2 separate regions of the Homo sapiens genome follow, and region 1 is linked to region 2. A link is an interaction called in ENCODE POLR2A ChIA-PET data of the cell type or tissue named here. Cell type or tissue: endothelial cell of umbilical vein. All regions are shown on one strand. Links, peaks and the distances in the headings refer to the core of each region. The heading gives the core; the rest is flanking DNA. Region 1 has its middle 18 kb from the start of LINC02932. Region 2 overlaps CDK14 (cyclin dependent kinase 14).

Region 1 (2,917 bases), core at 318-2,817, 190 kb after region 2:
AAAACAGCAGTTTGGTCATTTTGTTAAGATAGGTTTCTACAAGTGTAATTTGTTGGGTCAGAAAGAATAATTTTAAAAAGCTTTTAGGGCCGGGTGTGGTGACTCACGCCTGTAATCTCAACACTTTGCCTGTAGTCCCAGCTACTGGGGAGGCTGAGGCAGGAGAATCACTTGAATCTGGGAGGCGGAGGTTGCAGTGAGCCGAGACTGCACCACTGCACTCCAGCCTGGGCAGCAGAGCGAGACTGTGTCTCAAAAATAAAATAATAAAATAAATAAAGCTTTTAGAACATGGTATATTAGTTTTTCATAAGGTTCTCCTGGTGACCATCATCACCTTACTTCCACTGTCCACAATCTGAAGGCTCCCAGCACAGTTGCCCTCTTTCCTCTCCTTCATCCAGGCACTTTCTCTTTGCTGTCCACCAAGGGAGGGGTCCCTGAACCCTGGGCCACAGACCAGTAGTGGTCTGTGGCCTGTTAAGAGCTAGGCTGGACAGCAGGAGGCGAACACCAGGCAAACAAGCAAAGTGTCATCTGTGTTTACAGCTGCTCCCCATTGCTCACATTACCACCTGAGCTCCACCTCCTGTGAGATCAGCAGTGGCATTAGATTCTCAGAGAAGCATGAACCTTATTTGCACTGCACCTGTGAGGGATCTAGGTTGCATGCTCTTTAGGAGAATCTAATGCCTGATGAGCTGTCACTGTCTCCCATCACTCCCAGGTGGAACCATCTAGTTGCAGGAAAACAAGTTCAGGGCTCCCACTGATTCTACATTATGGTGAGTTGTATATTTCATTATGTATTACTATGTATTAATAATAGAAATAAAATGCACAATAAATGTAATGCACTTGAATCTTCCCAAAACCATCCTCCCTACCCCAATCTGTGGAAAAATTATCTTCCACGAAACCAATCCCTGTTGCCAAAAAGGTTAGGGACAGCTACATGAAGGGGATACCTGGAAATCCAAATGAAGCCTCCCCAAATCAAACCAAAGTCAAATACAGAAACAAACTTCCTTCTCAAGTAACACAATAAACAATTTGGAGATGAAATTCAATGATTTGGACAGTATTTGCTCTTTGCTCACTCTACTTGTGAATCATCCCAGGTTCCCTTTTGCCCTCATTCTTCACATTGTAAAAGATACTAAGTCCAGTAGATTATACGTTAACTTCTCTCCTATTCATCCTGTAGTTTCTATCCCCACTGTCACTGCCCTAGTTCAGGAACTCATCCTCTCACACCTGGACCACTATAATACTAACTGATTTGATCACTTCTGCTCAATCCTTTCTTTACTTCTATTCAGGACCCTTTAATGGCAGGAAAACTTAGGATGACCACCTTCTATCCATCTAGCTTATTTTTCTCTCCCCACTTATCTACTACCCTCTAGCTTTTCCCCACTATTTGCAGTTCCCTGACAACTTGCAATTTCAAAGTCTCTGTGCTTTGAACTGCGCCATCCAGCTGCAGGAATCTCCTCCTTAGCACCCCAAACCTCCAACAAAATCCTTTTCTACCCTATAAGAGCCAGTTGAAGGGCCACCTCCCTGGTGAAACATTTCCCATTCCACCCTTCAACCCCACTCCAAACCCATTATCAGAGGGCTATCCATTGATGGAGTATGATGATATCTCTTGAGGTTGTTTTTGAGCCCAGTTGCCAGGGCTCTTACATAAGTGGAACAAAGACTGATGAAAATTGGCAGGGACTGGCTCTTCCTTTTTAGTGAATTGTATTTGTTTAACATGACTTTGGGGTTATTCCATACATATCTATTTCCACCATCAGTATAAACACAGAATTGGCATTGCAGAAGGGGCCTCTAACAAGAGCCGGGGGAGGGATGCTTAAAAGGTAAGAGTTGACTCTGCGGTCTCCCTGCTCTCACATGCCTCAGGGAACTTGCCTTGCTGACTGTTAATGATCACCTTAGGCCCTGAAGCACTATGATGAGAGACCCCCAGTGACTGTTGCAACTTCAGACAAAGCTTCTGGTTCTCCTCCCTTTTTTTTTTTTTTTTTTTTTTTTGGTGGGAGAGAGATTGAGAATTTTCGTTTGCTAGTTTGCTAGAAGGCAAAAGAGAGCTGGAAAAGAGGGGGTGGTCTTACATGTCATCTAATCCAGCTCTTCACTTCCAGAAAGACCTGAGGAACTAACCAGTACCTCCTGTTTCTAAAGGTCTATGGGAATAAAAACTCTTTGTTCATCCAAGCCAGCACTTGTCAGCCCTCATCGGCAAGGAGTTCCTAGGTCTCACTTCCTATCCCTACCTGGTGCTCACCTCCTCATCTCCTCTGTTTCCCATGAACAAGAAGAACAGCTGGTCAGTTGCCTCTAGGGTGACTGGCTTAATATCTCTCATTTGCTGGGAATAATAGTGAGCAAGAGTTTTCCCTGAGTGAAGCGTGTTGCCTGCTAACTAATACCAGAAGAGCCTCCCTCTGATTCATGTTCTGCAAAAGTGGGTGAGGTAAGGGGAGTGGAGAGAGTCTTGAATGTAAGTGCAGCACACCCAGTTCCTTGAGGAAATGGGAAAGGTGTTTCCATCACACACCTGGGCAATGAATTTTGCTTCCTACAGCACAGCTGCCTTCTGCAAACCATTCCAAATCAAACCAATTTATTCCAAATTCCACTGCAATATCTGTTAATATCTAGTGAGATGTTCAAAGTAAGTTAACCATCTACTAGTTATGGGGGTTCTCTTTTTTTATTTCATCGAGAAACACAGACAAAACTGCTAAGATATGTTTCTGTTGCTAGACCTTAGTCTTATCACAGTTTGAAACTGTAGAAAATCAATTACGTGCTTTGAATTACTCCTCTTCTTGGCGCAAAAGCATTTCTTCATTCTTTCGGGATAGTGAACACTTTGCAACATCTACCACTAACAGCC
Region 2 (2,917 bases), core at 211-2,710:
AATAAAATAATACATGGGAAGGCATTTTGTGAACTGTAGAGCTGCCTACAAATAGCATTATTCTAATATAGCATTGGCTGTCAAGTGAGCTGACCATTATGGGAATGAGTGTCTGCCAGGGAGATTGTGGCATTAAACAATTTCATTAGAATAAGTGAATAAGTATTGAGTATTTTTATGTACTAAAACTACAGCCTATTTACAGAAACTAATATAAAAATGTTATCAGTTTGTTTTGAGGGGAGGAATCTCATTATTTTTTTTACATTGAGTACAGTGAGAAAGGAAGTCCCAGTGTTAAACAACTCTGTGTCTTCATTATTAATGTAACTACGAGTCTTGCTTCTCATTTCATTGCACAGCCCAGCACCTGGGGTTGAGAAGTACACTGCACAGGGCTGAATCTTTTCTTCTGTTAGTCTTTATTTTCCCCAAGAGTTTATTCCAATGTCAGATTCACTCATGTTCTGCTTGACCAATTTCTGACCCCTCCTTGCAAAATGAATAAATTTAAGCCTGTTTGCTAAAAGTAAGTCATTTTTTGAAAAACAAAAGCAGTGTTATGACCATAGTACTCCCTCTAAGACAAAAAGCTTTGATAAGAGGGGGTTACATGAGCATTTGAGCATTTTGCTTTGGATGTGTAGACAAGAAGACTGCTGCATCTGACAGTTCTGTTCAGTAGTTAAGGAAAACAGACAGACTTGTCTTTATTGGTGGGTGGACTTCTTCACAAATCATCCAGATCATTTTCAAGAGATCAGATGTTGATTAATTCAGTGGCCAGCACCCGCATTGGTATCCTTGCCACAGAGATGTGCACTGTCAATTGAAGGGATCCAGGCTCTGTGGCTTTGCTCTGTGAAGAGTGTGACGGTGCATAAAGTATGAGTATAGACCCTCTGCATCACTCACTCCAGGTTGGTTGTTGTACTTCCAACTCTGTAAAAGAAAGCACACTATTATGCTTCAGACATAGGCCCATAGTGAGTGTAATAGTATCCCGTCACCATATAAAATGTAAGTGAGGAACATTCTAGAACTTTTTCTTCCCATTTAAGCTTTTTATATGGAATTTTGTATCTCCATTGAATGGTCTAATATGTAAATTACACCTACCACACCTTTACTCTTTATATCCAGTTTTCATGAGCTAAAACAATAAATTCCAGTGGAGAGTTTTATAGAGATTTAGAAGCCACCCTTGGGAACAAAATGTAGCTTGCCTTAGTTGTTATACAAGCAGGTGTATCATCAGTTTTAGAGGGAGTCTTTTAGAACTATAGTGTAAAAAAAAAAAACCCTAAATCAAAACAAACATCCATGCAGTCCTAGTTTATAAGTTAACCTTAAAAAGGCAAGGATCAACTTCCTTCCCACTTCAAAAACCAAACCAAATCAGAAAAAAAAAAAAGAAAATGACATCTTCCGGGGGATGTATAGTTTGAAGAGGTTCTTTAAGGACCAGGACCTGAACATAAGATGTTTTTGCTCAAAAATGACTGCCTACTTCTTCAATTTTTATTTCTCAGGTAATGTGAAACCTCTATAGATATAACCATTGATATACTCATTACTCAAGCAAACATTCAGTCATTTAGCAGATGTTGTGTCTCCACATTGTATTAGAAATGCTGCCTTCCGGCCGGGTGCGATAGTTCACACCTATAATCCCAGCACTTTGGGAGGCTGAGGCGGGCGGATCAACTGAGTTCAGGGTTCGAGACCAGTCTGGCCAACATGGTGAAACCTGATCTCTACTAAAAATGTAAGAATTAGCCAGGCTTGGTGGTGTGCACCTGTAATCCCAGCTACCCAGGAGGCTGAGGCAGGAGAATCGCTGGAACCCAGTAGGCAGAGGCTGCAGCAAGCCGAGACCATGCCACTGCACTCCAGCCTGGGCAGCAGAGCAATACTCTGTCAAAAAAAAAAAGAAATGCTGTCTTCCAGGAAGTAGCCCTCTTCGTCTTGCCACAACCAGTGGACCTCCTCTTTTTCTTTTTTGCACCACCATTTTTGTCCTCCACTTTCCATTCCATCTTTTCAACTTTGATGGTACTCTCTAGTCTGGCAGAGGACTCCAGGTTTACTTTGCTCTTTGTCTGTTTTCAGGAAGTCTTAGAAACTTAGGTTAGATTTTGAAAAAGCGCTAGTTTCAAGGTTGAGTGGAGAGAAGTGAGAGGCACTGTTTGTTCCTTTCATTGGTGGCAGAGCAGGAAATTCTGGTAGGTCAGCCCTGGCAGGCCAGTACAGCTGTGCTAACTCTCCCTGCCTCTAGTTCACAATCTGGTTCTTCCCAGATTGGAGGATATGTAGCATTAGAGCTAGGACAACTCTTAAAGACAATCTATTCCATCTTCCTCATTTCTGAGGTATAAAAACTAACCTGTACAGGGAATAAGGAGAATATCCTGCTCTATATTCATGGTCTAAGACTGTTTTTCACTATTCATGTTACCTTCTTTCATACATTTTTTTAAAAAACTGCAAGGAGACCGAGAGAGAGAGAGAGAGAAAGAGAGAGAGAGAGAGAGAGAGAGTGTGTATTGCATGGATAAGGACTAGAAAAATGCAGAAAATTCTTTATAATTAGAAGAGCAGCATACTGTTATTTTCAACTGTATTAAAAGCACTTGTTTCATAGTTATTCGCAATATAAGATTCTCATACCACACATACTCTGAATTCAGTAGGGATTGTTTATGTCTTGTCATCCAGGTTTATAATTTTAAAATTCCTTAGTTTTTTTTTAAAAGAGTTTCCATGAACAACAAACATCTTTTTACAAAATGAATGTAGAATGAACATAACAGTCTCTTGTCCCACATACCCTTCCAGGTTTTTCTGACCCCTTGTGAACATAGAGGCTCATTGAGTACACCCCCACCAACCTGATGGGCCCAGTTCCATCAGCCTG

Evidence for each region. ChIA-PET counts read pairs that join two places held together with the same protein. Peaks named below come from ENCODE experiments on the same cell type or tissue, not always from the same donor. Only the 100,000 strongest peaks of a DNase experiment are listed, where the experiment ranks them.
Region 1: POLR2A ChIA-PET joins it to region 2 with 6 read pairs; 2 of 35 experiments call an interaction of 5 or more read pairs at or near these places.

What each region holds. Positions count from the first base shown.
Region 1 is chr7:91,291,578-91,294,494 of GRCh38, forward strand. No RefSeq gene overlaps it. Among named protein-coding and RNA genes, the nearest start is that of LINC02932, 18 kb to the right of the region's middle. RefSeq lists an enhancer at 2,562-2,917. In endothelial cell of umbilical vein, for the core only: no CTCF peak of the experiment used is centred there; a DNase peak (open chromatin) is centred at 1,784; H3K27me3 peaks cover 616 bases.
Region 2 is chr7:91,101,329-91,104,245 of GRCh38, forward strand. The region is part of intron 12 of CDK14 (cyclin dependent kinase 14); the gene reads left to right. Among named protein-coding and RNA genes, the nearest start is that of FZD1, 160 kb to the right of the region's middle. In endothelial cell of umbilical vein, for the core only: no CTCF peak of the experiment used is centred there; no DNase peak of the experiment used is centred there.